Regions from separate parts of the Mus musculus genome. Here regions 1 and 2 are each linked to region 3. A link is a loop called in an ENCODE intact Hi-C map of the cell type or tissue named here. Cell type or tissue: left cerebral cortex. All regions are shown on one strand. Links, peaks and the distances in the headings refer to the core of each region. The heading gives the core; the rest is flanking DNA. Region 1 overlaps Nr4a2 (nuclear receptor subfamily 4, group A, member 2). Region 2 has its middle 45 kb from the start of Gm25388. Region 3 has its middle 40 kb from the start of Gm25388.

What was found. A loop is a pair of places that touch in the nucleus more often than their neighbours do. Peaks named below come from ENCODE experiments on the same cell type or tissue, not always from the same donor. Only the 100,000 strongest peaks of a DNase experiment are listed, where the experiment ranks them.
Region 1: a loop joins it to region 3, with 2.8 times the contacts of the local background. A loop is called at or near these places in 4 of 42 quality-filtered maps.
Region 2: it touches region 3 in a loop (15-fold over the local background); 4 of 42 quality-filtered maps call a loop at or near these places.

What each region holds. Positions count from the first base shown.
Region 1 is chr2:57,099,364-57,110,042 of GRCm38, reverse strand. Nr4a2 (nuclear receptor subfamily 4, group A, member 2) reads left to right here. Exons shown (of 8, transcript NM_013613.2): 6 at 778-980; 7 at 1,304-1,482; 8 at 1,631-2,817. The coding sequence ends at 1,887. Among named protein-coding and RNA genes, the nearest start is that of Nr4a2, 10 kb to the left of the region's middle. In left cerebral cortex, for the core only: no CTCF peak of the experiment used is centred there; no DNase peak of the experiment used is centred there; H3K4me3 peaks cover 753 bases.
Region 2 is chr2:57,693,696-57,704,374 of GRCm38, reverse strand. No RefSeq gene overlaps it. Among named protein-coding and RNA genes, the nearest start is that of Gm25388, 45 kb to the right of the region's middle. In left cerebral cortex, for the core only: a CTCF peak has its summit at 5,373 (motif pointing right); a DNase peak (open chromatin) is centred at 5,430; H3K4me3 peaks cover 384 bases.
Region 3 is chr2:57,608,657-57,619,335 of GRCm38, reverse strand. No RefSeq gene overlaps it. Among named protein-coding and RNA genes, the nearest start is that of Gm25388, 40 kb to the left of the region's middle. In left cerebral cortex, for the core only: no CTCF peak of the experiment used is centred there; DNase peaks (open chromatin) are centred at 4,699, 5,127 and 5,912; H3K4me3 peaks cover 1,867 bases; H3K27ac peaks cover 861 bases.

The sequences.
Region 1 (10,679 bases), core at 1,040-9,039, 510 kb after region 3:
ACCCAGCTTTAGCACCCCCAAACTCAAGGGTAAAGGAGGAACAGCAGAATACATACTTCACAACTTTGGGCAGGTTTTCAGGAGACAGGTGGTGCTGCTCAAAGTACAGACCGGAGAACACACCGGAGGGGTTGAATCTTTGTGAACCATTATTGTCCGACAGTCCCTCCAGCTGCGGTCTGGAAGGCAAAACCTAGACAGTCTAGCCTTCCTTCCCAAGTCTACTTTACGAAGTTACTAGAATACATTCCCCTCCCCCTTGACTTGTCTGGGGCCAGGGAGTGAAAAGAGGGGTGGAAGGGATGGCAATGGGGGGGGGGGGTTGTCCCCGGGTCAGGGATCAAGTGGTGCAATTCTTCTTTTACTCCAGCTGTGAAAAATGTGCAGGCTTTGGGCAGAGGGAGTGTGGCCAAACCTAGTAGCGACTGCAATATTATTAAGCTTTGCAAAAGGCGCCTCCGTGCAAGACCCACTCTGGGATTAGCATGAATACTACCGTGTCAATTGTTTTGTGGCGATAAGACTGAACGTTTCCCAGGGCTGGATGGCACTGTATTTAGTCTGTATGGAAATGGTAATTTACATATTTAAAGCAGCGACCTCATAGCACCGTCCCTAATTGAATTAATTGCCCCGGAACATCTAATTTCCTTACTGGTCAGAGAGAGGTTTAATTGTTATAAAAACCTGGCTCCCCTACTAGAAACGGGGTTAGCAATTTCACGGGTTATATATTTTAGAGAACCTCATTAAGTGCTTTTTAAAATGAAATTCCAGTTCCAGGCAAACCCTGACTATCAGATGAGTGGAGATGATACCCAACATATCCAGCAGTTCTACGATCTCCTGACCGGCTCTATGGAGATCATCAGAGGGTGGGCAGAGAAGATCCCTGGCTTTGCTGACCTGCCCAAAGCCGACCAGGACCTGCTTTTTGAATCAGCTTTCTTAGAATTATTTGTTCTGCGCTTAGCATACAGGTAATGAATGAGGCCTGGAGGAGGGATCAGAAGTAAAGGAAAGGAAGAGAAAAGGGTTGGGGTTGGAGGCAAGATAAAAACAAAGCAAAGGTGAAGAAGGGAAGGAGTGAGCCCAGAGCCTTGGGTGACCGGAGTGGTGGTGGGATAGGGGAGTTCTTGATTGTTATGAAATTAAACCCTTTCAAGGTCCACTGGTCTACATTTTATTAACTCTTCAGTAATTAGGTGCCTCTTAAATCCCTCATTTATTGCTCTTCAAGTAATTAGTTGTTTAGCTTCTCTCTCTCTCTTTTTCTCCCCTCTCTCTTTGGTATTAATTGCAGGTCCAACCCAGTGGAGGGTAAACTCATCTTTTGCAATGGGGTGGTCTTGCACAGGTTGCAATGCGTGCGTGGCTTTGGGGAATGGATTGATTCCATTGTTGAATTCTCCTCCAACTTGCAGAATATGAACATCGACATTTCTGCCTTCTCCTGCATTGCTGCCCTGGCTATGGTCACAGGTCAGTACTGCTGGTGCAGGACACTTCCCCTTCCGAACTTCCTCTGGTGGGACCGGTCATGGCTTTCCCTAATCGCAGATTCTTTCTGATTCTGCCATCTGACTAACTCCCCTCTGCATTCTTTTGTTTCTGGTTGCATTTTCTGCAGAGAGACACGGGCTCAAGGAACCCAAGAGAGTGGAAGAGCTACAAAACAAAATTGTAAATTGTCTTAAAGACCATGTGACTTTCAATAATGGGGGTTTGAACCGACCCAACTACCTGTCTAAACTGTTGGGGAAGCTGCCAGAACTCCGCACCCTTTGCACACAGGGCCTCCAGCGCATTTTCTACCTGAAATTGGAAGACTTGGTACCACCACCAGCAATAATTGACAAACTTTTCCTGGACACCTTACCTTTCTAAGACCTTCTCCCAAGCACGTCAAAGAACTGGAAAGAAAAAAAAAATAACATCCAGAGGGGGCTGGTCACATGGGCAGAGAGCTGGTTGAAGTGTCCAGTTCACCTTATCTCCCTTCTGTAGACCCCTAGCCCTCACCCCTTAAGTAAACAAACAAACAAACAAACCACAAATAAAAACTGTCGCTATTTCCTAACCTGCAGGCAGAACCTGAAAGGGCATTTTGGCTCCGGGGCATCCTGGATTTAGAAAACGGACAGCACACAGTACAGTGGTATAAACTTTTTATTATCAGTTCAAAATCAGTTTGTTGTTCAGAAGAAAGATTGCTAATGTATGATGGGAAATGTTTGGCCATGCTTGCTTGTTGCAGTTAAGACAAATGTAACACACACACACACACACACACACACACACACACACACACACCTTAATGGGACCCTCCTATTTTGCCCTTTAACAAGACTTCAAAGTTTTCTGCTGTAAAGAAAGCTGTAATATATAGTAAAACTAAATGTTGCGTGGGTGGCATGAATTGAAGGCAGAGGCTTGTAAATTTATCCAATGCAGTTTGGCTTTTTAAATTATTTTGTGCCTATTTATGAATAAATATTACAAATTCTAAAAAGTAAGTGTGTTTGCAAAAAAAAAAAAAGAAAATAACTACATAAAAAGGGGACAAGCATGTGATTCTAGGTTGAAGATGTTATAGGCACTTGCTACTTCAGTAATGTCTATATTATATAAATAGTATTTCAGACACTATGTAGTCTGTTAGATTTTATAAAGATTGGTAGTTATCTGAGCTTAAACATTTTTCTCAATTGTATAATAGGTGGGCACAAGTATCAGTACATTGGAAAATCCTGACAAAAGGGACACATAGTGTTTGTAACACCGCCCAACATTCCTTGTTTGTAAGTGTTGTATGTACCGTTGATGTTGATAAAAGAAAGTTTATATCTTGATTATTTTGTTGTCTAAAGCTAAACAAAACTTGCATGCAGCAGCTTTTGACTGTTTCCAGAGTGCTTATAATATACATAACTCCCTGGAAATTACTGAGCACTTTGAATTTTTTTGTTTTTGTTTTTTATGTCTAAAATTGTCAGTCAATATATTATTTTATGTTTGAGTAAGAATTTTAATATTGCCATATTCTGTAGTATTTTCTTTGTATATTTCTAGTACGGCACATGAGATGAGTCACTGCCTTTTTTTCTATGGTGTACGACAGTTAGAGATGCTGATTTTTTTTTCCTGATAAATTCTTTCTTTAAGAAAGACAATTTTAATGTTTACAACAATAAACCACGTAAATGAACAGAACTCTGTCTTATTTCTGGGCCAGGAAAATGATTACTAAACAACAGGTACAAGAAAGAGGCGAAAGTGGAGACTGATTTGGGGAGGTCACTTACAGGACATCTGAATTTCAGACTGACAGCCTAGATCCATTGTGGCAAAGGGAAGGGTGTCACTAAACTAATTATCCAGAGAATTCATGCAGTGTTTTTTTTTTTTTTTTTTTTTTTTGTTTGTTTTTTTTTTTTACTTTGCCTGAATTTTCCAGTCTGCTGACCTACATTTATCAGAATCAACTTAGAATATCTTACTCTTGTAAGTTTTGAGTTAAGTGCAGCTTAGGAGACCAACAATCTGAACTTTTCCAAGTTGGGAATCTTGTGAAGTTGGGGGGGGGGGGAGGGGAACAGCATTCCGAAGTTTGTGCTTGGAGATTCAGAAAGGCAGATTTGAATTCTCTTTTACTTTATCTTTGCTCTTTTCAATTCCTGTGCATGCTTCTATGAGTGTGGGACCGAGCACTCCAGGCCTTCTGCTGGAGTTCTGAGTCAGCCTTCCCACTAGAGCTCTGGAGAGACATTTCTTTTTTCCCCTCCTCTGGTGGGGAGTGATGAGGTGTGCTTTGAACTTTTAGAAACTTTCCACCTTCTAATTATTTCAGATTAAAAAAAAGATCCTTGTCCAGTCTTGGATCTAGTTTAAGCAAATTTTAACATGAGGCTCTCGTATTCCATTCAGAATCAACTTTCCGTGGAGGAAGGGGCCCGAGTTCTCAGCTGATCTGGCTTTCAACCAGGTATCCTTGGGCAGATGGTAGTCCAGTTCTGCCTGGGGCTGAATTTAAGGAGAGATTTAAGATGGGTTGATCCTGCTTCATGACCCTGGCTAATTACAGATAGTTTGGGGGTCACCGAAATTTACAAACAAAGAAACAAACAAACAAAAAAGGTCTTCATTTAAAAAAATGGCTGTCAGAAGAGTATCCTGCCGCCAGTTTACCTGGTCTCACTCCTTACCCTGTCAAAACAATTGTTTTATGGTTGGCAAAAAGAGACAAGGAAAGTCCCCTGTGGTAGTTTAAAGCTATTTTTACTGAATGGGTTTCTCTCTGAGGGGTAAAGGGAATCGGTCATATAGGGTATCAAACAGGACATGTCCAATTTTCTAGTGTATGTGTGCATTTTTAAGATCAGACCAGCGACTGCATTTTATTTTCACATCTTATTTTGAGTCAAAACCACAAACTCTTAAGTAGACAGAATGAGCTCTTCTCCCAGGTGTCTGCGCCCGGAGACAATTACATTTTACTGCAGAATCCCTTAGAGTTGAGCCCAGAAATGAACCCCCAAGGCTGATTCTCCCCAAAGGACTCCGCAGGCATCATCTGAGGCCAATGACGGCGTCAGGGAAAAGTGAGTCTCTGGAGACTTTAAGAGATCCATGCTTTCCTTGTCTCCGTACTGCATCTACTGGGCTGGATTGTGATTCCTAGGTTGTCCCTGGTAAGGTTTCTACTTCAGAGTCACATTCTATCTCGGCGGCTCTTACCCACCAAACGTCTTCTCCGCCCCCCCCCCCCCCCCCCCGGTCTTCAAAGGTTCTCTCTGCTCACAACTTTCCAGTCTTAGTCTTTCTTTCTAGAAATATAGCCCAGGAAGAGACACAGACTCTTTCTATGTTGTCAAATCAAAGTGTATAGAATTTCTTCAGGAAGAGGTCTAACTTTATGATGAGGGATTCCTAGTCACCTCCGTTGCCTAATGACTCTTGCATGTCATTTTCGGAGTGTCATTTCAGCAGTAGACAATACGTGGTCATTGTTCCAATGTCATGACCATCTATACACCCACTTCTCAGATCTGAGAGATCTATTTTAAAGTCTTCGTTGTCCACTTCCACATTGAGAGGTTGCCTAGAACGGCCTGGCTTTTTGGAGAGATGGCCTTAATTTAAAGCAAGAATGGATGAGCAGTTCTATTGCCTGGTGTTCCGTGGCTTCCGCCTTTCTGCTATCTGGATTGAGGGTCATAGTCTTTCTGGGTTTCCTGCTCTCCCTCGCTTAGACTTTTGGCTTTCTGAAACTGGCCAGAGGGTGCTTAAGAGGAGTGTGTGTGTGTGTGTGTGTGTGCGCGCGCGCGCGCGCTCCCAGGGTGGGCACACACACACACACACACACACACACACACACACACACACGCTCAAATTGAATCGCCGCCGGTGCTGATTATCAAGAGATGTGCATGGTCCAGAGAAAGAGCATCAAGCCACACCCACGACACAGACCTTGCCTTGATTACTTCTTTTTTGAACCAGATTGGCTTTGTCTCTAGAGTGTTTGGGGATTCTATCTCCTAAAACACCAGGGCCGCTAATACTCTATTTATAGGGGTCCAACAAAGAGAAAGATTTTTCTGACAATTTAAAAAAGTCACTCGAAGGTTGAATTTCACGTTCTCTTAAGAATGTATTGGCTTTGAGGGTGTCACTTTTCATACTCAACTATCTAACTATTTTTTAAACCAAAACATCCTCAGTGAAGAAATAGATACAAGTAGGAGTGCACAAGCTAATGATGCCTTCCAATTTCTTTGTAATATTTTGACCGAAAAGTTTTTCTGTAAGGGGTATATTTCCATCTCCCCAGATCTAATACTGCGTAATAATACCGGAGCACTCCCAAGGGCGCAAGCAAGTCGCGCGTCTTCCAGCCACCAGCTCCAGGCGTTGCTTAACTGTGCACTCGCACCCGAATCTTTTTTTTTTTTTTTTTTAAATCCATCGTGCATGCCGCAGCGCCGGTGTGGCTGTGGAGAGAAAGGAGTGAGGGTCTCTCGGGCTGACCTCACCTCCCAGGGTGGGATAGGCGTTTGTTTGTTTGGTTCCGAGTCCTCTGCAAGAAAGGGGACAGATTCCCTTAAGGTGAAAAGGGGACAGGAAGGCATCTAGCCCGGAAATCCAAAACTTTCTTCCACTGTTGTTTTTATGGTTGAATAAAGGTCTGGGAAAGAGTGTCTTTTAATATGGTCTCTTCTGAAGTGGGCTTCAAGGATCGAGCCCTCCCCCCCCCGCCACCCCCCCCCCCCTCGTACCTGTCTCTGGTATGGGAGGATGTGAACTATTGCTTTCTAGGCGGGCCTGGAAGTTTCTCAGCAACCCAAACTTCCCCCTCCCCCTTCACCCCGCAGACCGCACTTGTAATCCCACTTGGAAGCTTCTCTGTTGGGGACTTTCAGCGGAGGGACTGATCTGTCCCTGCTTTTCTCAAAAGTCTCAGCTAGGTCTCAAATAAGAGCATATGCCTGCTAGACACTGGGAAAGCCTATTTGTCAGAATTGCGGCAGGAGCAGTTACGTTTCGCAGAGGTGAACTGACTCGATATAGGCGGATTTTATTGATAAGGCAGTATAAGAGATCCAAATAGGTCATCATTTAAAAATTAATTCATTCTTTAATACTAAAGCAACACACGGAAATCCGCGTTTGAATTTTTATTAGAATCCAAAGTTGAATGGCGGTGATGTGAAGTGACTTCCCTTTGGTTTGTTGTCCGAGCGAGCTGGAGCCACGAGGTCCAAGGTCTCATGGACCTTTCCTTAAGAAAAGTTTCACTTCTTTTGACGTGGCCCCTAGGAAGCGGTGGGCGGGCCTGAAAACCTAGTCCTGCCAAAGCCTCTGACGCGCTCGCAAGCCAACTAGAAGTTGGGCTCTGAATACACACCCCGCTTTAGTAGGTCGTGCTGTCTAGTAGGTCTTCTTCTTTGCGAGTGATGTCCAGGCCCAAGCAAGACTGGACAGGGCGCGTGTCTGCAGTTACCCACAGGAGAAGATGGATGCGCCAGCCAACACACCTGCTTCGCCCTGGTGCGTTTTGGAGATGAGTTAGTTTGTGTCTTAAGGTTGCACCGAGAGATATTCTGGACACCCCGGGACAGAATATCTGTTTCCTTTCGGTCTTTCCCAGCTATTCCCGAGTCTTCCTCAGGTGTGTTACCACCACACAAGGCCGAGGTCGCCATAGACTCTGCGTTCACCTCGTGGCCAGGTTGGGTGCGTTAGGGCACTGAGGCCCTGTGTCGGTGCGGACTAGGCGCCTTCTCCTTGCGCCCGCATCTGAGGTCAGTCTCCAGCAGCCTTAGGGCGTGCCCTACAAAACTCCCTGGAGAGGACATTTTGCAAGTGGTCCTGACTCACATAGGGGCGTGGCTGGGAAAGTTGCCCGCATCCCCACGCCGTACGCGTGATGTACACGTGTGTCCACATCCCGATGCAACAACGGGCGCGCGCGGCCGCGACCCCCCCCCCCCCCCTTTCCGGTCCCCTTCTACAAGCCTAAGGAGCCGGAGGCCGTTGCGCCTGGAGGTGTGAGGGACTAGCCTCGTGGCAGGATGGGGCAGCGCCTGGAGCGGGTCTTTGGGGCCACGGGGAAGGCCTTCTATGTACGGGGCCATCCTCGGGGAAGGAGGTCGGCAACGGCGATTCAACCCAGCTTTTGCTCGGACCCGCGTTTGCTCGAACCCGACAGTGTTTTGCAAATGGTGGCATCCTAGGTCCTTGTTCCTTCCCTCCGCTGGTCTTTCACTGTTCTTCCTTATTTCCATCTAAGTGTTTAAGGGGAATAGGATTTCCAAGCCGCGTTCCACTTGTTTTAGCAGACACATGCAAACGCAGGCTTCTGCCTGAGACCTCCCGAGGCAGCAGAGGGTAGCTGGCGGGCTGCACGAGAACTTCACTGGAACAGGAGGGGGCTTCCAGAGGGACTGAGTCTGTTGAGACTTCTTGGCTCGGGAAGCTTAAAGGAGAGGATTGTACTGACAACCTCAAACTAAATTGGAATTTTGATTAGGGTATGAGATTAGGAGAGAAAGGACTCTTCATCAGTGCGTGGTAAGACGGAGTTTTTGAAACAAGACCCTCGAACGACTGGTGGTTTGCAAAGTTATTAGAACTTGCTATTAGGATCCTCCCCTAGAGACATGAAAAATAAAGAGGAGAAATTAAGAGTACTTTCACAAGATAGGAAGTCTAGGAAGTCTCCGTACTGATGCTGAAACTTTTCTTGGGGCACAATATGAAATAATTTATGAGTGGGTCTCCGTTTAAAAGTTTGTCAGCTACTGCTTAAGGACTATCCTGGATGGTAGTCGTGCTGGATGGTGGTGCTATGTGTGAAGCAACCACCACCCCATTCAACAGACCTCGGCATCTCTTTATCCTCTGACCCACTATATGCTTGAAGCCAATTAATTGGTTATCAACTAGGAGGAAGGACAGGGAACATGTGCAGATAGCTACCTTCTCTCTGTTCTTTGGCAGCTTTTCCCTAGTAAAAGAGGGAAGAAGGGTAGAGAAGCCATAGAGGTAGCCAGAGAGAAGGAAGGAACCGCAGAGGACACTCCATTGTCTAGACACTAACCCAGTAGAGTTAAAGTCTGGTAGAAGGAAGGAAGCTGAAGTGGGAAGTGAATGGGATGGACTGTGACCAACCAACCATACTGGAAGGGGGACTGAGGAGTGGAAGAAGGAAATTTGCAGGGTGTATTTAGTTAGAATGTAGAGTTTAAGGCAAGCAGAGACGAGAAGTCTAAGATGACAAAGACGAACAGAATGCTGGATAGCAACAGTAATGTGGATGAGTTTAGAGCAAGAGAAATGCACGTGGCTGAACAAGACCGTGTAAGAAAGATATCCGGATGACACAGGGTGGGTGGGTAAGATGGCTTTAACAGCAGTATTTGAAGACCATGTGGCTTTGAGGAGAGGAAGCCTTGCATTAATGGGAACCACTCAGAAGCTTCAAGTTTTGTGATAAAAGAATAATTGAAAGGAACAACACCCTTGGCATGAAATTTTGTACCCCAGGCCATGCCACTGCAGCTTGAGATTGTTCGCAAACAGTTTTCCAGTTGGGGTGATCTGGACTCCTTCAAAGACTGGGGCTGTTGTGGGAAGCAGAATGAGATAGCAGGCCGAGGTTTCATCCCACAGTTTTTGAGATTCATCCATTACAGTAACATCTACCTACCACACGTTTAAGTTCGAGTCTGTGTGATATAATCCTCTGAACTGTAATCTATGAGGGTCACATTATCTTAATTTTACAGATGAGGAGAAGAAGAGAGCAAAGGAACTCATTCACAAATACCTGGAATTATCAAACTTAGAATTTAGAGTCAAAACATGCATTTTAAAGGCTTTTGGTACTGCCTTTTCACACACTGGGTGGGGATTTCTCATCTGTGGGCCTGGCTTGAGAGGCTATTGTTTCAGGAACGGTTAGCATGCTGACAAGAAGTCAGAGTGGGGTGGCCACAGCACCACAATGCTCCAGTTTCTGAAATGTCTTTCATTTTGAGGTTAGATCTTACCATGTAGCCCAGGCTGATCTTGAACTCAGGATCCCCCGGCCTCAGCCTACTGGGATCGCAGCATGTGCCATCTCTCCCACCTTCTCTCTGACATTTTAAATGAGAGGATTTTCATTGCTTTTCACAACAAAGGGGTTCATAGTTGTCTACTTTGGTAGTCAAGAAAATAGAATGATGGCTGCCCACCTTTATGTCTCAGAGAAAGTCATTGAAAAAGCAGGAAGGATAAAAAAAGCCTATTTCTTCCTTAAGAGGTTTGAATCCTTCTGTGTCTACTATTTGACTTCCAGCCAACTTCTGAACTTCCTGTTAGAAACACGACAGAGCACAGCAGAAAGTTAGTTTGCTGTAGTGCTCTGTTCTGAGCAGGACATTCAGTAAAACCGCAAACCTGGCTTTGTCTGCATTCTCTCCTCTTTCCACTACTTCTTGGGTGTCTGCAATCTACGATGCTCAAGTGTTACATTTCCTTACAAGCTGCTCTTACAGTCTACTGAATGGTATAAATAGATGTTGTTTAGAGAGTTGAGCAAGAAAGTAATATTTCTTCAGGAGATTCTCTTGCATCTAGCTTGTCATGGTCAAAGGGTAGTGAAAATAGCCTTATTATATTTCAAAATTTATTAGAATATATACACTGGCAAACAAAATATGGTGGATTTAGGTCAGCCGTTTGCTTATACAATAGATTTTGTTCAGCTTTGACATTTAATTTAAGCTTCAGTTATCTGAGGGCTGAGAATAGGATAAGCATGTTCTGCATGTGGTACGCTTCTGGTTTTATAAAACTCACTTGTCTGCAGTTATTCAGAAATAATTCATGATCAGAGGCTTAGGGACAAGGAAGCCTTGTGACATATTCTGAAAGAATTCTGAAAGGTTGAATTATGGAGACCCTGAGAGACATTTTTATTTTTGAGAGAAAAAAAAGATGGCTACATTTGCTTTTCCTGCTTGGTTATCATCTCAGTGTGCTGAATTGATTCAGTAAAAAAAGCTTGCTTCCAGAGATCCATAATGAACACACGGGATACCGGGAGTTAGTGCAATGGGCCTGCCTTAAGCAGTGCCCAGCAGAAGTTTCAACATGGGCTACATGTGTGGAAACAATGTGGCAAACATTTG
Region 2 (10,679 bases), core at 894-8,893, 85 kb before region 3:
GTGGGAAAGGCTGACACAATGTAAAGGGCTGGCTCGAACAACCCAGACATCAGAGTGTTATGAAGAATATTTTTCAGAAGCAGTGATGACTGTCTGGAAAACACCTAACCTCTATTACTTGTCCCTTCTGTGACAAGGGGCATTGATATTGAGTCATCTCATAGACCTCTCACCAGGCAAAGACACAATGATCAATTAGACAATGGCTGCAGAAGGATTAGTCCTTTGTTGTTGACACTGTCTTAGGAGCTCACTGTCAGAAGAAGCAACCTAAAATTAAGCACCATGAAATTAAAACAAAGAATGTAACACTTTATCTATTCTAACCATGCTCCTCGGTAGAGCATAATTTCAAGCATATATGACTGTTAAGAGCAATAGATTTTTGAGTTCAGAAAAATTTGTGCTTCAATTTATACATATGTATACTCTTAAACCAATTGTGTAGCATTCTCATAAATTCTCATAGAATTTATTTGCTTTATCACAGTATGTCTTTCACGGGGTCTTAGGAAAAGTTGAACTGCATAAGAGCCTTCAAAACCGTTATGTACTTTTGTAAGGAATAACATGTGTCTTATGTATATTGAATTGACATGAGATTTTGTTCCTAGAAATACAGCTATGAACCCGGGCGTGGTGGCACACGCCTCTAATCCCAGTACTTGGGAGGCAGAGGCAGTCGGATTTCTGAGTTTGGGGCCAGCCTGGTCTACAAAGTGAGTTCCAGGACAGCCAGGGCTATACAGAGAAACCCTGTCTCAAAAATCTAAAAAAAAGAAAGGAAAAAAGAAATACAGCTATGAGTCCTGTTAGATATATATATATTGTTTCAAGAAACCATTTTACTGTTAAGCATATCCTTTCCAAATTCTGTTTACAAAGTTATCTGACTTGCAAAGTTTTGTAATATATATTTTATCAAATTAGTAAAAAGTAAATTCTGAAAGAAGGTATAGTTGGAAATTATTTGTAAAAATGTTCATGGCCACCAATTCTTTGATTTACTTCTTTTTCCTGATGTATTGAAATTTATATCTATACACACAAATCCTTCTAACATGTATATATATACACACATATATATACATACATATATATATAATTTTTATATATGAACACCTATGCATGTGTAAATAGACTATTTCATAGATTACTATATATGAAACTGAGCTCACAAATATTTAAAATACAGGATAACAAACATAAGAAGGTTGCATGTCTATTAGTCTCCTTGATTCTCCCACTTATGGGACACAGACAGCCAATCTCATGCATATCTCCTCTCAAAGAAAGGATACCTAACTCAGCCCACTCTCATGTAACCAGCCTCGGTGTTGCTTCTGCTAGCTTTTTGGAGAGAGGTCGTCCTGCTCAGGGAATATGTGCCTAAGCCACTCCTCAAGGACCCAAACTGAAGGCCACTGTGTTCATCCTTCAGACAAGCAACACTTATAACTTTTTTGTTTCCTCTCAGGACACTTGTGGTTAGGCTGTTTGTTGCTGTTGATGCTGTTTTTCTCTTTCCATCAACTGCGTGGCTCTCCCAAGATAATCATTTCCCCTTAAGCAATTGCTCCCCTTCGAGAACACACAGAGAAACAATGACCTCAATTATGGTTGATAAGCATTCATGAGACACCTGTAATAAAGAGTGAAGTGGGGTCTCAAATTGTGAAGTGAAATTAGACACTATCACCAGCCAGAACCGTGCACCTGAGAGCCCTTCAAAGTGCCCAGGAGTCCCCTTCAGAATCCCCACAACAGGCTCCACCCACATCCTCATCCTCCTCTAATTAAACCTGCTTTCCTCAAGCTGCAGCTTCTCAGAAATAGCCCATTTCAATTTTATTATTTTTCTCTGGTGTTTGATTACCAGTTTGAAAACAGCCAGGCATTTTAATAAATCTCCTCTGAAAATGTAAGACCATGTTTCCAACAACATTTTGAAGGTGGTGGCAGGAAGATCGTAGTCAGAGATTTGAGCCACCATTATTGCACCGTTGCTGGAGGAAAATGTGTCTACCCTTTCAGCGATGTATTTAGGAAATGTGACTTGCAGAAAGCTCATGCTAAATAAGGCGCTTGTCCACAAGGTTCCTTTGAAAAGCACTGGGACTCAGTTATGTTGAAGCATCAGAAGGACTAAGCGCTTGCAATGAGAACATGCAAATTCTCCACCAGCCCAAACAATTTTGCAGTATCTGCTCTCAAAACTCCATTTATTTTTTTTTCTTCACCTGCTCTAATTCTTATACAAACTGGGTTCTTAGTCCAGAAGACCAAATTAACACTAACAAAGATAGACAAAGAGAGCGAAAGGAAACTTGAACGATGTAAAAACGGTCAATTGAAATAATGACTCTAATAAAGCATAAATATGTACAGATACTGCAAGCATTCTGCTGCTTGTTAAACATCTAAAAGTATTTCAAAAATCGGGGAGCTGAAACTTTGCAAAGAAATGAGACAGTGTTTTATAGAATACTAATAAAATATTGTGTGACTCATGTAAAACAAAAACAAAAACAAAAGACAAAAAACAAAAAAACCCTGTGACAGCATCCTTTCATAATACCCTGATCCCTCTTGTTTTGTTTTACCTGCCAGAGAGATACGGTGTACAACAGATAAATAAATAAAAATTTTAAATAAAAAAGAAAAGTGAAAGATGCTTTTTAGGTTTTTGCCATTAGTCTGAGCACTGTTTGACTGACTGATTAAATGATAGCGGTAACGTCCGTTTATGACATTTCGCATTCATTTTAGCCTAGAAAAAAAATAAATGCAAGAAACATCATTATTTATAACTTGAGTATCATGCTGGAAAATGTCACTTGAATCTTGCTTGAATTATATTTCCTATGTGAAAATAAAACAGCTACACAAGTTATTCTGTATCCACAGTGCATGTCTGTCCACGTTGGCACTCACAAAGACAGGGGGCAAAAACGCCTGTCTTTCCATATGAAAAAACCCAGCAACCATACCAATCTTTGTTTTGTTTTGTCCCGGAATAAATTTCATTTCTTCTTCCACCCCCCCAATTATGCTGCTGGCCTCAAAGGTCAATGAAGACATTCATGCAGAAAGACATAGATGACTACAGGGAACCAATTCTTTCTTACTGTAATAAGGGCTTGCATATTTTGGCCAAGAGAAATTTGCACAAGCACATATTCTTCTACAGGTAATAGTAAGCAAATTCCTTAGGTTCAGAGGGGATTTCAGTGAAAATATGCTCTAACAGGACGATGCTGTCTGGCAAGGCTTACCTGGAATGCTGTTTGTGTTTGGTGGCAGACCTATACAATTGCTTTTGCCACCTATGTGCCCCTCAAATACTGCCACTGGGAGATTAGATTCCATCCCTTCAGGTATGAATCCTGCAGAGGCTGAGAGGCACAGTGTGGAGAGGAGCCCCTGGATGTGGGAGCGATAAATGTCAGTGTGATCACGAAGGAACAGGGACATTAACGGATGGCTTTATTTGTCACTGTGAAGCAACAGCAGTGTTTGTTGTAGCAGGAATCGAGAACACCGAACATCTTTAGTCTTATGGGACCAGAGACCACGTAAAATACTCTTTGGTTAAGATTATGTTGCACTTCATCATCACTCTAATCAAGAGTGAACAGAACGACCCATGCTCAGTTTCAATTGTATGGTGTTTTCTATACAGCTTAAGGTTCTCTGTGCTAGTAAGGAGTGTTGCTGGGTTGAAGTTCCATTCCCTATAGTTTAAGGTACTTTTTGCAATGACTTATTTGGTGGCAAAAACCAGGAGGCATGAAAGGACACAAAATTAGAACTATGGCTGGCTCCAGTTCACCTGTACATGCAACAACAACACCCCCCCCCCCAGAGACAAACATGAGCTGTGTCTCCAGCCTCACTGTCCATCAGTAAGACCTGCCAGCCATCACAGGACCCTTATCTACCTCATGGAGTTTCTGCAAAGGTAAAATAAGGTGACTGATAGGAATTCAATATGTAAGCTTTCTCAGTAAGAGCATCATTGGCTGACTTAAGGCAGTCCAAATTGGTTGAAAAGAACCTCAAAGTGGTTCCTTGGAAGTTTTATTTAGAACTGTTCTCAGCTACTGTAGTAAGTCACACATTGGGGGGGGGGTCGTTTATTTGTTTTTGTTTTTGTTTTTTTTTTCTTGCACATAAATCAAGAAAATTTGAGGTAAGCATTAAATTTTAATTTTTTTTTTTTAAAATCTCTGCTTTGAAAATGGTCCTAATATAGTGATGTGGACTTTCTAAGCCACAAGAGTGAAAAGAGGGTGGAAAAAAAAAAGCTGAAAAGGACATCTCAAGAATGGAATTACTTAGTTTACAGTTAACTTTTCACTTTCAGAGAAGCATTGTCGTCTTACCTGGTATTATATTTAGGGAGTAATAAACAAACAAATGAAAAACAGGAGTTAGTATTCTCCCTCTTTTGTGAAGTCAATGTTCTCAAAAACTATTAAAGAAACATAATGACCTTGCTTTGACCTGGCCCCTAAAAGGACCAGGATCAATAAAAGACAGGTGTCATCCCTCACAAATGTTTTAGCAAGGACGGTGATGTAGAGTCCTGGAGAGAGAATAGCACACCGTTCTAAACTGGCTCAGCCCATCTGCATTTGTGGTGGGTATCTCTATATACCTAAAGTTTTAATTAGAAAATTCCTATAATAAGGGTTTGGCAAGAGCCATCCTCTAACTTACAACAGAAAGAAGATTAGAAGCAGTGACAAGGCTGAAATTATTCTTATTGATAGAGTGGTGAGGGTGCCTTCAACTTGAGTAAAAGTAATTAGGTTAACTTTATTTCTTGCCTTGGCAGCGCCTTCTCCCTTTGTTGATGTAATCAAGCCCCCTTTCCTTCACTGCTCTAAATCACTGCAGAGTCCTTAGAACCAGAAAGCACAAAATGCTTGCTGACTAAAGGGCTCTATTGAGTGACTTCAGCTCCCGCTGCCTGAGGACAGACTGCATATTGAAGCATAAGAGGGGAAGGGGGTGGGCTTCAAAAGAATTAGCGCTTGCTTTATTTGGTCACAATCTGACTCCTACATGATTCTGATTTTATTGGAGAAGACTTGAAGCTGTCAAGGATAAATTAAGGAGTAAATAATCCCCCTGTCGCTGAAAAGGGACCACAGAAAGACTGGGGTCTCGAGGTTTCTTTGTTAGCACGTCCCGTCGGCTCTTTACTGTTGAGATTGTTGTCAGTTTTCTAGACACAGAAGTCATCTCCTTCTTGCTCCATGCTCTGTTTTGGGTTAGTTTGTGTCATTTTTCTTGCAGTGGAAAATTTCTGTGTCCTGAAGAAATGCTTTCACCTGCCAGTGAGGTAAACACAGTATGCCCTGTTTTACCAAAAGAGGGCAATGTTGCTGTGCGGAACCTCCTCGCTCTGCTCCAACTGGGTCCCCAGAATGGTAAATAATCGCCTCTGTCTGTTCCCTTTCACCGCATAACAAGTTTGCACATGTCTCTGCGCTTTGTAGTTAATCTGGACTTTGTAACTATCTGTCCTACCTATTAACGCCATCCACTCCCAAATTGTTTAAAGGGTAATGCCTTTCACTCCATGCGTGACTGGCACACGCGGGCGGAAAAGCTGTCTCTGTAATTCTGCTCTTTTCTCTATGCCATTGATAGACAAGAGGAAAAACAGCCTGCTTTATGAAATGTTGAAAGGCGTGTCTACTATCCTCCTATTCCCAAACATTCGGTCAGCAAAGTGTCTATTCTTGCTCTCCACGGGTAACCAAACAGAAAAGCCAAAGTCGGGGGTGGGGGAAATTGTTTTCAGGAAACTTACTTGAAAATTAGCCCTTGTTCTATTAGCTAAGACATGAGTGGAAACTAATACCAGGATGCAGATGATAACTGGTTAACTGGCAGTCGGTTTCTTTTGTGGAGTCTCGGGTTGGTTTTGTTCAACCCCCTGTCAATTCAGGCCTTTATGAAAAACTTGCTTTCTTCAGGAAGATGCTAAATTGGTGTTAGTTCTTTTCTTTAAAAAGGATGGCGTGTCTTAACCTTATCCTGCTTCTGCTTTAGGGTTTTATGTATTTTATTTATTTTGTCGCTCCTTTAAAGACTTGTGATCTGATTGTTTCTTGGAAAGTACAATTTAGCTCTTCCCTGGACGGCTTGTTAGAGGAGGAGAATTCCTGGGGTGTTTTTGGTGAAAGAAGGGACTCTCTGGAGAGTGCTTTTGCTCTCTTAAGTCCCTGCGGTACATTGCCACTAGAGCAACCTGCTTCCACGTTTAAAACACCTCCTAGCTCATTTCCCTACATATACATGTTTACCCTTATGTATAACACTAATCTTGCTTTTGTTTTTATTAGTGATTCATGTTTAAAGTTTATTAAAAAGAAAAGGCTGTAGACATTTTTCTTGAGCATTAAATAACACTGATCTCATTTTCTACAAAGCTGTCACTAGTCATTTTATCAGAACCAAAAATCAAAAAAAAGGTATAAACCTCATCATCATTAAAACTAAAAAATAAATTAAACAAAAAAAAAAAAAAAAAAAAGAACTAGGTTCAGAGTGATAAATTCTTGAAGGAAGTGGAGGGCTTAGAAGAGCCTAATGGTGTTTTTCAGTTTCTAAAGTGCCTCGTGTTCTTATATTTAACTGGGCTTCAAAGATTTAAGTAGAATCTATCATCCTTGGGACATCAATAAAACCCAAAGCAAGCCATGGCTGCTGTAGGCGCTCCCAGGAAATCCTTATTTAACATTGACTTCGTTTACAGTGGCTCTGTGCTTTCATTTCCTCTGAGTTAAAGCCCACAGTCTCATTTCTGCTTCCTTCCCCTACAACTCTCCGTGTATGTACATGAGACAGTCTACATTATTAAAAGAATAATAACTGTCTTGCAGGTTTCTGAACCCAAGATTGTATTTTCTTTCTCAAATATTCATTAAAAAAAATAGAGATTCTATTTTATTGAAAGTGCTCTTTAATGAATAGTATTCCTGTTTGCGTACACGAAGGAGCTTCCCGGGCCATTCCCTGACAGTAATTGTGGTCTGAATTGAGAACATACAGGAACGGAGCGCAGTTAATGGCCACCCTGTGGATTGAGCGCTCCATTTTTGTCATATCTGCCTACATTTTAAAATGCAGAAATTAAGCCAGGAAAGAGTTAATTATGTTCCCGTATCAGGAAACCCTCAATGAGCAGTCAGAGAGAAGAAGGCTTTGTCTTTGATGCAAAACAGAAATTTCAAAGACCCTGGCAGATGATAGTATATAAATAGTAACCAAGCATGGTGTGTGCCTCTGCCTCTGTGTGTGTGTGTGTGTGTGTGTGTGTGTGTGTGTGTGTGTGTGGTGTGACTTGAGAACAGGAAATCTTCTAGTAACTCAATGTACAATATTAAAGAAAATAAATGAGCCTGGGGCACCTTTTAATTTCCACAGAATTTGAATGAATAAACAGAGTTAAGTTGTTTTTTTTTCCAACCAAACAGCACCCTACTGTTTATCTACTCTAGCTTCATCTTTGCTCACTTGATAATTTACCAGCATGAAGAAACACAGCTGTCACTTGAGTAACATTAGAATGTTTGGACCCAAAGGGTCCAGACAGAAGAGACACGACCATAGATGGAATTATCTGAGCAAGATGGGGTTTTCAACGAACAATTAGATTTTTGCACTTTGTAAGATGTAGGAGTATAAAGGCTTTATTGTTAAATACTTGGCTTGTTAGAAATGGAATAATAATTTAAAAATACCCATGCAACACTACACACATGTGTGTATGCACGAACACACTCTTAATCACTCTCTGAATCTGATTATATCCATGTAGTGGTGAATTTGCTTAAAAAGCAAAAGGCATATGTAAGCAAGAACAGATATTTAACTTGTCCAGGTCTTGCAAAGGGGAGGTTAATATTTGATTCTAAAACATTTTTCTTGAAAATAGAATGTTTTAAATGTAGAGAATCTCATAACATTTTTCAGCTAATTTTTAGATGATTGGTGTTGCTCCATCACTGTCTTCATTTAGTCTGAAAAAAACACTCACACATAAAGCTCTGATTTCTGACAATAGTCCCTATCCTATTTGATGGACTGGCCACTGTTGTGGCTTTATGTAAAGCCATAGTGTTCTGTAGTATAGTTTTGAAATACCAGAAACAAGAGCCCTGGCAGACATCATGACAGTGTTTTGCATATTTAGTTTAAAAGTATAACACTTGCCCAAATAATTGTTTGACGATTTCTTTCTTTCAGCTAACTGAATTTTCCTTTGAGAATTGGCCAGTTAGGTAGGAGCATCAGACTCCTTGGTAGAATACTCAGCTTAGGGGCTTATTTCAGCAATGGCAAACTTCTCTCTGGGAAGCACAGACAACTCCAAAATCCGTGTTTGAACTGACAATATTTTTAAGTGGAAATTTTGTATTCAAATAAAAAGAGTTTTACTACATGTTCCCAATTTTTTTCAAATTTTCCCTGATACAGCATTATACACTTTTATTTTGGAAATGTGACTTGAACATGTAAACAAGCTGATACTTTTAAATAGCACAGCATTCAGTCCTTGCAGAATTAATGAGATTATACTCTCATACATCACCTGCATGATGTCCAGCTAAATTCTGATGCTCTCATCCACAGGGTTGAAAGTGCAGGATGAAGAATATCACATTATCATGTTCATGTCAGTCATCCTGAAGAGTTGAAAAGTCTTATTTGGATCTTTCACTGATCAAGTGTCATCCACAAGATATACTGACAGTGGAGGATATAAGAAAAGGGTCACAAAGATAACCCCACTGATTTGCCATTTAGTGATGAAATTATTACTTTCCTAAGTTAGACCAGTGCATACCATCAGAGTGGGTCACAGTAGCAGGCAGTGCATACCATCAGAGTGGGTCACAGTAGCAGGCAGTGCATAACTTCAGGCTGGGTTACAATGCCAGGGACTCTTTCTCAGGGCTTGGCTATGAGGTAAGGGCTAGATGCAGGAGAGGAAAATATTTAAAGATAGAGTTATGGTTGATTCCAGAGGCTGTGGAACACCAGTGACTGTGCTGACATCTCCATGTTTAACCCACAATGGAGACTTTTATACTTCTTTATGTATTAAGTGGTAGAAGACACTCGTCCTTTTTTAAACCATTATCATTTGGAAAGTTAAGAATTAAGAATAAAGCACAACCTCGAGAGGGGCTTTTCTGAGAATGAACTGGAAAGTAAAATTGCACAAAGATGACAGAACACAAAAGGAGAAACAGCTGTGTGTGTTTATAGGTGTGTGTGTGTGTGTGTGTGTGTGTGTGTGTGCAAATAGCTACACATACAGAAATTTGTATTGCAGTTTAGCTCCAACCACTATTAATACTTACATTTGAAGCCATTCATACATAGCTTTAATAACTGGTGCAATAAAAACATAATGTGGAGTGCTTCAAAGTAAGGTTACATAATTCGTTTTTAATCTATAGAGGTTTTTGGTTCGTGTATAACTGGAAACTCTTTTGTCAGTGTTCCCAAATCATTATCTAACAAGCTGGATTGTTATTCCTGGTTACAAGGCAGTGACAACAGTTTATCCTTTGCTGCTATTTTACAGCTTTTATTCTAATATGGATATACGAAATTGGAGGTGAAAATGGTTAATTTAAAACTTTACATAAAATGTATTGGCATTTCCTAATTTTGATGAATTTTATATACTTTCTTAAGAAAGTAGAGCAAGCATTGGCTACCCCTAAAGCATATCTATACACCATAAAAAAATGTGCTAGCTGACACTAAATAAATCCCTTGGCTACTCACAACTCAGTATTTCTGTTCCTCTTTGGTACACGCTATCTATCTTGTGAATATGAACTTGAAGTCCTTCTGATTAGAGTACTAGTATTTGAACAATACTAACATAGTCACAGCCAGTGTGAAATACCACTTTCTCAAAGACACCTTCCTCAGACATCAGCTGCCTTTTTTCCCCCACATTTAGGGCTACCTAGAAACTCAGTTTCTCAGATTCTGAATGTATATCCCAAGGAAACATGAAGACGCATTGCTAAATGATTGGACATTAAAAACATTGCTATAAGATAGCGTGACATTTAAACACATGAGTTCCCAGAATTCGAACATACCAATCCTGGGCATTGCAGAATCATATGATGATAAAAGCATAAAAGCATGCAGATTTCTTTATTATCAGCTTCGCAAAAATGAGTGCAGTGGTGTGGTTCCTGTTAGCTCTACTCATTAGCTGATGCAGCTTCCGGGTTATACCTATATGTCAGCTTCAGACCACCCAAAGGCTGAAATTATGAATTGTAAATATCTATGCTTTTTGATGGTCTTGGGTGACCCCTGTGAAAGGGTCACTTGACTCCCAAGGGGTCAGGGCCCAAAAGTTGAGAATCACAGTTCTACCTCATCTCCATTCCCACATACTTCAGCATCATATAAATCGCCTCAAGTTTAATTCACTGAGGCAGCAAAAGTTATCTCTGCTCTTTCCTCAGAGTTCAAAATTGGTTTCATTACCTACTAGTAGAAATTCATGTGTTAACTTTGAAGGGTCATGTATGTATGTATGTATGTATGCATGTATGTATGTATGTATGTATGGAGAGAGAGAGAGATAGAGAGATAGAGAGAGAGAGAGAGAGAGAGAGGGA
Region 3 (10,679 bases), core at 1,244-9,243:
ATGCACCCACTCCCACCTCACCACCCTAGCATTCCCCTACACTGGGGCACCAAGCCTCCACAGGACCAAGGGCCTCTCCTCCCATTGATGCAAGATAAGGCCATCCTTTGCTACAAATGCAGCTGGAGCCATGGGTCCCTCCATGTATACTCTGATTTAGTGATTTAGTATCTGAGAACTTGACAGAGGTGGGGGGTGGGTTCTAGTTGGTTGATGTTGTTGTTCTTCCTATGGGGTTGCCAACCCCTTCAGCTCCTTCAGTCTGTCAAACTCCTCCACTGGTATTCCCACACTCAGTCCAATGGTTGGCTGTGAACATCTACAGCTGTATTTGTCAGGCTCTGGCAGAGCCTCTCAGGAGAGAGATATATCAGGGTCCTGTCATCATGCACTTCTTGGCATCAGCAATAGTGTCTAGATTTGGTGTCTATATATGGGATGGATCCCCAAGTGGGGTAGTCTTTGGATACCCTTTCCTTCGGTCTCTGCTCCACACTTTGTCCCGGTATCTCCTTTAGACAGGAGCAATTCTGGATTAAAAATTTGGAGATGAATAGGTAGCCCCATCCCTCAATGGGGACCTTACCTAACCTCTGGATATGGTCTCTATAGGTTATCCCTCGGTTTTGTTGGGTATTTCAGCGAATCTTGTCCTGGAGTCTCTTTCTTTCCTGGCATCTGGGACTTTCTGGTGGCTACCCCCAGTTCCCCATCCCTCACTGCTACCTGCATTTCTTAATCATGTCCAACTCTGACAGCTTTGGTGGGCTCTTCTTAATAAAGCAAAGATTGAGAAAGCAGAATACTGGCTTTCCCATCCTCTTCCCACATAGCTATTCTAAGTTTAATGCTCTGAAATTAATAAACTTCACAGTGACTTGTTTTGTTTTGTATTTAATTTCCAAGGGAATTTTAACTTCATGACATCCTTATAGGATTAGTTGTTCATATTATCCCTACAATTTCAAATAAGAATTTTGTTTCTCAAAACAGTTCAGTAGTTTTGTCAGAGCATTATGGCCTCATGTATTTTCAACACCTTCACGCATTAGGGTACTGGTAGGATGCTTGTAAATCTTATCCCCATCCCAGCCAAATGCACAGTGAGTATGTGCACGCATACACACACACACACAAACACACAAACACACACAAACACACACACCGACACATACACACATACACTAACAAGCAAACACACATACACATACAGACACACATACACACACACACACACACACACACACACACACATTTTCCCAGGAACTGTAGCAGTCTTGGTTATCAAAAGATTTAACCCACTTCCTACACAGGAAAGGTCAGTTTAGGGAAATCTGTCCCTTCCCACATCAGAAGAGCCTTGGGAAATTAGAATTTTCAGTGACCTTTAGGGGAACAGGAATCTTCAAGACAAAAGTCAAGACCTGGAAGCCAACTTGCCAAGTATGCTCCCGGAAGTGCTCCTGACCCATAACCGTCAGTTTTACAGCTGCCCACTCCACTTTAATATCCTCCCTGAGACTCCTGTTCTTGGATCAGAGAGGAACCAGGTACCAGCCAGACAGAGAAAAAATCATGCACAGGAATTAAAAAGTACCTGTTCATAGCCTGAAAGTTTGTAAAGAAAGTACTGAACACAGACTTCCCATCACATCAAAAGGAAAATTTATGCATCGCCTTTGAGTTCAACTTCTCCATTAAAGCTTTTTCCCTATAATCTAGGGAGTTCTTATCTTGGTGACTTATGGTGTTATGGAGGGGCTCATGCATGGAAAATGTCAATAGAAATAGTAACTCTGGAAGGGAAGGGCCTCCTAATTAGTCCCCATTTAGATTTTATGATGGCTTTGAGATCTGCTCATCCTGACAGTGCGCACTGTGGTTACATATTGTTCTAGCCTGAGGGAACCATAGGAAAATCCAGATTTATTGTACCTATCATACCAGCATATTTCATTTGCCATTATGAGCAGCCATCTCGCAATGATGCAGGAGTATTTATTACAGATTAAATTGTAGGACCTGGATGGTTTAGTGAGGTTCTTGAGGTATCATTTATGTCATTAACTGGCTCATTATCAGATCTGCGAATCTCCATTCTTTTCTGAGCTTTACATTTGAGCATGGAGGCGTCCAAACTGGAGCAGATTCTGGGCTGTCTTTTGTCGTGGCAGGCAGGAAGTTTGAACACAGACAAAGCAAATCGCTTCCATCAGCCCCCGTGCTGTTGTTTCACCTGACTGCCTGCAAGGTCTTGGCAAATCTCTCTTTAGTACGCCTTGCTGGGGGTCAGGGCAGCAGGGTTCAGTCTGGCAGGTAGCTCCATTCAGTTCAGGTGCTCCTGTAGCTGGGGTGAATGAGGGCGGGGAGGGAAGCTGGAGCCGTGAAGCCGTGGGGATTTACTTTCGGAGGTGGCTAACGCTAATTAGGTTAGGAGTGCCTGACTGCCTTCTAAAGCAGCCTCCAGTTTTTCTCCTCTGATAAATAACCCCACGTTTGAAAAACCAGGAAGGGGGAAGAGAAGGATGTGAGAAATGTAATTGTGATTATTTAAGAAGTTAGCTGTTCTTCCGTGCTGATTATCTGCAGCGAGGGAGGGTTCAGCTCCTGCCCCTGGGACTGCATTTTCAATCCACCCGGATAGCCGGGCGAAGAAGAGTCACCGATGACCGATCAGAATATACTTTTTTTTTTTTTTTTTTTTTTGGTTTTGTTTTGTTTTTCGAGACAGGGTTTCTCTGTATAGCCCTGACTGCCCTAGAACTCATTTTTAAAGATAGAAGAATACTCTTGATGAAGACAGACTGGGGGAACATTTTCAGGAAAGACTCAAGAGCACAGTGTTTACCCCTAGCCTCTCTGCTTAGGTGTCTGTCTTCTATTTGCATTGCGTGTTTGATTCCAAGTGGGGGACTTTTGTTGTCGGTGTTTGCCCTATTTACTCTCATATATTGCTTTTTCATGAATCCCAGGGAATGGCATTTAAGTTGCTGTGTTCCTTGGTATTAAAATACTCTCTGATGCAGGCACAAAAGTACCTATAGAAACGCTGGACTCGGATTCACAGGTTATCTGGGGGAAGAAATGCCTGGTGATTTAATTATTCAACATAATTAATTCAAGGCATAGACAATAGTTGCTGGAAAGGGCTCCTTTTCACGAAGGAAAATCGCAGGTAGAAGCTATTATGCCTCATTTTAACCAGTATTTAATATGATATTATACATGTAGATCTGAGACAACAGAATCCTGGGTCATTAATAATTGCATAGATGAGCCTTTATAAGATAGTTTCCTTTTTCCATTTATAGTGCTAAATGAAATAATTTTGGTATTAACTACTAACAGCAGAAAAATGTACAAACCAGCTCACATACACAACTATCCTGCTAGATCCAAAGCCAGTCAAATATGAAATGTCCTGCTTGAACTAAAATAAGTGGTATGGATTGGGCAGGCATTTTTGGTCCCACCTTGAATTGGCAGTGGTGATGGACTAGGAAGACCCAGACTCCTAAGATGCTACTGAGAGGCCTCTCCTTCAAGTCAGCTCTTATCAAAGGGGGATGTCGGCTGCTTCTCATTTTTTACTTGTTGCTTATACGTTAGAGTTAATGAAGCAATGTAGAAAGGTCAGAAGGAAACATTTTTACTTTTTTCCTGCTAAGCAGAATAATTGAAAGCCTTGATAGCAGTGTTGTTGCCTCTGTGTTGTTATAGCAAGAGGACGCTGCCCCCAAGAGCCTGACACTTTTACTAAAGGAGACTTGGTAACAAGGCTTCTGTAATTTCTAATTTGCCTTTTGTGAGACTCATTGTCTCTCCCACATATTGTTTTGGATCACATTGAGATTTTTTTTTTCTTTTTTTAGCTTGACTCTGGGAGTTTTTGTTTAATTTGCCTTACTTATATCAAAGTTGAAATAATTCTAAATTACCTCTAACTTGTATCTAATAGGAAAATCATATAACTTTTGCAAAAAAAGAAAAAAAAATCAAGGCAACGTGTTAAAACCTTCATTCCTTACCGCTCCCTCTCCTAGCTAAACCTTTAAATTAAGAAATGTCGTTTGTAAGCAGAATAAAAGTTGCATATATACAAAATTTCTGATCTCTATTTATGTTTGATTCTGGTGCTGTTAGCAATTCATTTATTCTCAAGTCAACCTTTTAATAACAGTGGAGTACTAAAATAAAGCATTAAGTAGAGGAATACCCTTAAAATACTGTGGCCATTCAGATTTATGAATCCTTTTCTTTTTCACCAAACATTTTAAGACATCATTTTTATACGAAAGCAAATTTAAATACTGCCTGTTTTCACACAAGTGCCGTGCTTAAAGGGACCGTCCATAAGCACAACGCTTGCAGAGCTGTTTGTGCGGTCCCTTGAGAAGTGCCTTAAGCAGATAATTACGTACATGTGTGTATATATGTATGTATTTGTGCTCCACAATACCTGAGTGGTTAGCCAATTAAGCAGAACTTAGCACTAAATGAGTCATCTCTTGTATTTGCTGTATACTGCGGGCACTCTTGAATAAATAAGATCTGCGCTGCTATAAATAGGCTCCTTGAAAGAGGAGTCTTCTCTTGCGCTTTCTTTGTAATGCTCCTCTCCCGGTCTCTGCTTGGGTTTTGCTTTCTACTCTTAATATTGAGCCTGCTCATTAATCTCCGTCCTTTTCTAACGTTAGTCTAGGCTGTTCTTGTAGCTGTAGCGCTCATTGGGTTGCCGTAGGAACAGGAGAGCCGAGTAAATATGCTTATGGAAAAGAAATGACTCCTAATTAAATGTGAATAGCATTTATAAATTGCCTAGTTCTCACAAAATGCAGAGCATAATGTGCTTTGATGTACTTCATTAGTACACGGCACCTATATTTTAAAAATATCTGCTAGTTGAGAAAACCAAATTTTAACGCAAAAGTGATCTTTCGGTGCTTTCGTTTTCCTGCTGACTATAAATCCTGTAATTTAATTCAGATATCCTTTTACTGCATTTACATGGCAGAAAAAGACATTTGGTTGGCCTATGAAACTACTGGAAACCTTCACTGTTCTCTAACCAACGTATAATTCCCCCCACCACCACCTTTTTTTTTGTTCAGAGTACTGCATTTCTATTACATTTTAGACAATAAGGAACGGCTTGCACGTCCAGTCCAAACCCAGGTAGGCAGTATTTTCACATCACACGGTACTGTGGTCTTTGCCTGCCTTGCCTATAAAATCAGGACTTTTGTGTGAACTACAGAGCCAGGTTTCTTTTCGGTCACTGGGCAGCCTTACTTGTGCTTTGTAGGGACAAAAAGCACCTCTCACCCTTTCAGAGATGTGAAGGTCCCCAACTTCAATTATCACTCTGCGTGGTCACAGCAGGGAACTCACAAGGTCCACGCGTGATTTTGCACTTGAGGGGTGGAGTTGCTATGTTTCCTTGGGGGAGCTGGATCTTTGGAATTTACTTATTTCCAAACAGCTGGTGGAGGTCTCCACTTTCCCAGGCATAAGATCTTTCTATCTCAATTCTGTCTGTAATCCAGGATAGACCGGGCCACAGCTTTGCAAGCTCCTAAATTTCACTAGAGTGCTACTGCACCCTGATGATTTCTTTCCAAAGATCTTTATTCTAGAAAGGACCCAAATCACTGGCTATCAAAATAGCAAAGAAAAATACACATCTAAGGTTGTTTTTATTTTTACTTTTCTTAATGCTATGAATGACCCACTTTACATTTCTCTTTGTTTCTCTAAGAGATATGCGCATATGCTTTCCTTCTAGTCCCTCTTTCTGGAAATCTTAACAAATGATCCTCTATTCAGATGAGACCAGACTCACAGGGCAAGAGACTGAGTGAGTCGCTTCCGGGCGCTTGTGTTGTCTGAGCATGCGCAGTTGACTAAGTTCGGCCGCTTGTTCTGTGGGTGTGATTAACATGACTTTTTCTTTTGATTGATTTTCAGCAAAGCGTTTGTTGCCAAGCTATGTGCCAAGTCGAGGGTAGTAAAGAGGCGATTGTTTTTATTCCCAGAAGTTGCTAAGTTCTGATTTATTATTTCTGTTCTAGAAAAGGAGACAAGTGAGTCAGATGGTGCTTAGCATTTAATACATATTAGATTCGTGCTATTTCTAATGAATGTGATTATTCTATAGTATTTTGCGTGGATTTAATTTAAAACAGCATGGATTTAATAATGTCTGATGAATAAAATTAAATCACGGGCATTTTGTAGGCTTTCAATAAACGCATATAGAATTTAATTGAATAACTTTAAAATTATTAATCTTTAAGTAAAACTTGATTCTAAACTTTCTGAATTACATTTAGACTTATAAGCACTATAGGAAAAAAGCTTTCTAAATTAACTTACCTTATTATGATTTTAATGAATTAGAAAGACATTATGAAAAGCAATTCTGCCCACTCATCAGTAAATTGTGGTTGTTTTTTTTAGAAAGAAAAAAAAAACTCAAAAGGAAAGAACATACATAAATGGTCCAGTTAGACTCACAATATTAATTTCTACTTGTGTGTTTAGATAATATTTTATTCTGGCTCTGCTGTCAAAATATTTGCAATTCTAACTGAAATTTATAGCAAACTATTCAATAGCTAATGCTAGGGTTTTTTTTTTTTGTTTTGTTTTTTTAACCATGTGAAAAGTAACTGCACTGAACAGTATTTAAGTGTAGAAAGCAACACAAAATGTGTTATGTGTATGACCTCTTTATTTTTTAAGAAACCCCACAAGAAAGCATAAACAACACCGGTGTTCAGATGAAGAAGATGAACGTGGAGAGATAAATACTTTTTCTGAAGCTTTGGGGGACAAAGCCAAGATTCAGATCTTAACCAAATCCCTGTGCTTCAATGCCCCCTCACTACACTTAGTGTTGTTAACCTCAATTTATTTTTCTTGTGTGATAATTTACCCCCACAATCTAGTCTACGATATCATCTTCAGCTAATGTCTATGTTATTCTTCTCTCCCTGTTTTTTTGTGATTAGTGTCCATGGTTTAACTTTCTTTAACTCTGTGAGGCTGCACCTTGGGAAACTGGTACCCTTGAAAACCCTCACAAGGTATGTTGCGATCACTGGGCCTCATCCTGCATTGTCTTCTCATTTTTATCCTTGAGCAAACCAGAAGCCCAGTGTTAGTGTGCCACTAGAATTCACATCTTTTAAAGGTGTTAAAAAAAATACCATACTTGAGAGTAAGTGTTTCAAGAGATTAAAAATATTCATGTAAAGGTTGTGTTTGTCCTAAAAGATGGATTTTTTTATATTAAAAATAAAATAAAACATTGATTCTTAAACCCATTTGAGGATTAAATTGTTGATTTGGAATAAGAACAAACATCAGCAAACATCCATAATGTTATGGCTTCTGAAGTTCCATCTCTCACTTAGAAATTCAAGTGACTCTCTCAGAAATGCCTTATGCAGAGCTCCTCTACCCCACAGGTACAGAAGTCAGTTTGAGAGACTTTGGAAGTTGCAGTGACTCTTATCTCTAAGCACCACAAAGTACTATAAGCAGATTGTACAGTTGCTCTCCTTCTTTGTCCCAGACACTCATCAGAAGAATAACATTTCAAGATTGGCTTGTAGCCAACTCAAGACTCTTAAACAGAAGTAATTTTGGAGTGCATTTATGTTCTGAAATGTTTGGAGATATTTTTGCTAAGCTTTATAACTTGCATTTTTAAATTTTCCCTGATTAAATGAAACCAGTAAGTATTTGTATCGAGCAACTAGGCTATATCAACTGATACCTGGTCTCAGTAAACAAACAGAACAGGGTTCTGCCATGAGAAGACAAGAATTAACCTCATGGTATCCCAGCCATATGACAAACAGTAGGTAAGGTACACTGTCTCTTTACATTAATTTGTTCCATCTTAAAGATAAATGTGTGACTCTCTTCTGATTATCATACGATGTACTACAAAGATCGTAAGACAGACACAGATCTGTGAAAGAGGGGAGAACTCTAACAATCTATAATTAAATATATCTCCTATGTTGTATCTTATCATTCTCTCTGGGTACTGGACCCTGCCCTGCCATCTCCTTGTTTTCAAGGCATATTCTTGCTTTTTTATTAGATATTTTCTTCACTTACATTTCAAATGTTATCCCTCTTCCTGGTTTACCCTCTGAAAATCCCCTATCCCCTCCCGCTCCCCCTGCTCACCAAACCACCCACTCCCACTTCCTGGCCCTGGCATTCCCCTACACTGGGGCATAGAGCCTTCACAGGACCAAGGGTCTCTCCTCCCATAGATGACCCACAAAGCCATCATCTGCTATATATGCGGCTGGAGCAGTGGATCCCTCCATGTGTACTCTTTGGTTGGTGGTTTAGTCCCTGGGAGTTCTGGGGGTACTGGTTGGTTCATACTGCTGTTCCTCCTATGAGGCTACAAACCCCTTCAGCTTTTTGGGTCCTTTCTCTAGTTCCTCCATTGGGGACCCTGAGCTCAGCATCCACCTCTGTATTTGTCAAGCACTGGCAGAGCCCCTCAGGAGACAGCTATATCAGGCTCCTGTCAACAAGCACTTCTTGGCATCCACAATATTGTCTGGGTTTGGTGAGTGTATATGGGATGGATCCCCCAGGTAAGGCAGTCTCTGGATGGCCTTTCCTTCAGTCTCTGTTCCACACTTTGTCTCTGTAACTCCTTCCATGGGTATTTTGTTCCCCCTTCTAAGGAGGACCGAAGTATCCACACTTTGGTCTCCCTTCTTCTTGAGCTTCATGTGATCTGTGAATTGTATCTTGGGTATTCCCAGCTTTTGGGCTAATATCCACTTATCAGAGAGTGAACACCATATGAGTTCTTTTGTGATTGTGTTACTTCACTCAGGATGATATTTTCTAGTACCATCCATTTGCCTAAGAATTTCATAAATTCCTTGTTTTTAATAGCTGAGTAGTACTCCATTGTGTAAATGAACCACATTTTCTGTATCCATTCCTCTGTTGAGGGATATCTGGGTTCTTTACAGCTTCTGGCTATTATAAATAAGACTGCTATGAACATAGTGGAGCATGTATCCTTATTACATGTTGGAGCATTTTCTCGGGTTATGTCCAGGAATGGTAGAGCTGGGTCCTCAAGTAGTACTACGTCCAATTTTCTGAGGAACTGCCAAACTGATTTCCAGAGTGGTGTACCAGCAGCTAGAATGTGAAGCAGTCAGTCACTTTGCATCCACCGTCTGAAGCAGAGCTATGAAATGATACTACACATAGTTAGGGTGGGTCTTCCCACCTTCATGCATCCAATTGGTAAGCTCCCTCACAGCCATGTGCAGAGGTTGGTCTCCTTGGTGATTGGAGATCCTGTCAAACTGACAATCAATATCAGTATTTCTGAATATTTTTAAAGCTTACTAAAATATATTCTTATTTCAATTTTTCTAATAAAACAACAAAGATTTTGTTTTATTTTCAAGTATTTTTACTTTTGTCTTTTAGTTCCTGAAATCATAGAAAGGTTTTGAAACATGTTGTAAATTATCATAGACATATTTCATAAACATACACATATATGAAGGGGTGTGCATGTGTGTGTGTGTGTGTGTGTGTGTGTGTGTGTGTGTGTGTTTCAGAAGGCAGGAAAGGGCCCAAATGTTCAAATTTTTTGGTTGGTTTTAAGTGACAAAGAATAAAATTTGTTGACTATATTTCAATCCTTATTTTTCATCCATTGAGCCCCTGAGGTTCAGACTGTAAATCACATGTCAGCTATTACATTTGTGTGTGTGTGTGTGAATACCTCTCTCCATATATGTGTGCTGTTGGATTCCCTGGAACTAGAGTTCCAAGCGGTCATTTCCGCCCCCCCCCACACACACACACACATACACATGATTGCTGTGAACCCTCTGGGCTAACTCTCCAGCTCCAAAATCTATTACTTGACTCTTATTCTACTGTTGCATTTTTTAAATTTATGTGCTTCTTGGTGTTCCTTAAAATATGTGGAAATTGCCTGATAAGAGCATGCCCTGTACCATTCATTTGCAGCCAGTCCTTTGACCCTGTGAGTTCTGCATCCTCAGATTCAGCCAACATCAGACCCAAAATACTCAGGAAGACTGATTCTTTTGAACATTGGGAAGTTTTCTCACCACCGTTTCCTAGAATTTACATTGCATAGGGCATTTTATATCATCTGGATGTAGTTGCAGTCTCTAAAGCCATTTTATATAAGGGACTTGAGCATCTGGAAATTGCTGGGGATTCTGATGGGTGACTGTGTTTTGTCTTCAGAATGTAACTGGTCCTGTTCTAAGATTAACAGGAAGCTGGATACAAAAAATTCTGTCCTGAAATATTTCCAGCAAGTACTCCTCACGGAACATCTGCCTCAACTGAGGGGCTTCCCAGTGTAAAAGACTTCTGAACAGACATTCGAAGCAACAAACTTGAAACAAACTCTTTCCTTCTCAAAGAGAAATGTAATTAAATGTGTGTATATCTATATTGGTTTGTGCCAGACAAATAACTTGAATTTGTAGTTCTTAAACTTATTTTTGTAATGTGTGTGTGTGTGTGTGTCCCAGTCAAAAGACTACTTGCAGGAGTTTGTGCCTTTCACCTTTGTTTCCAGGGGTTAAACTCCTGTCACCTGCTTTCATGGCAAGTGCCTTTACCCACCC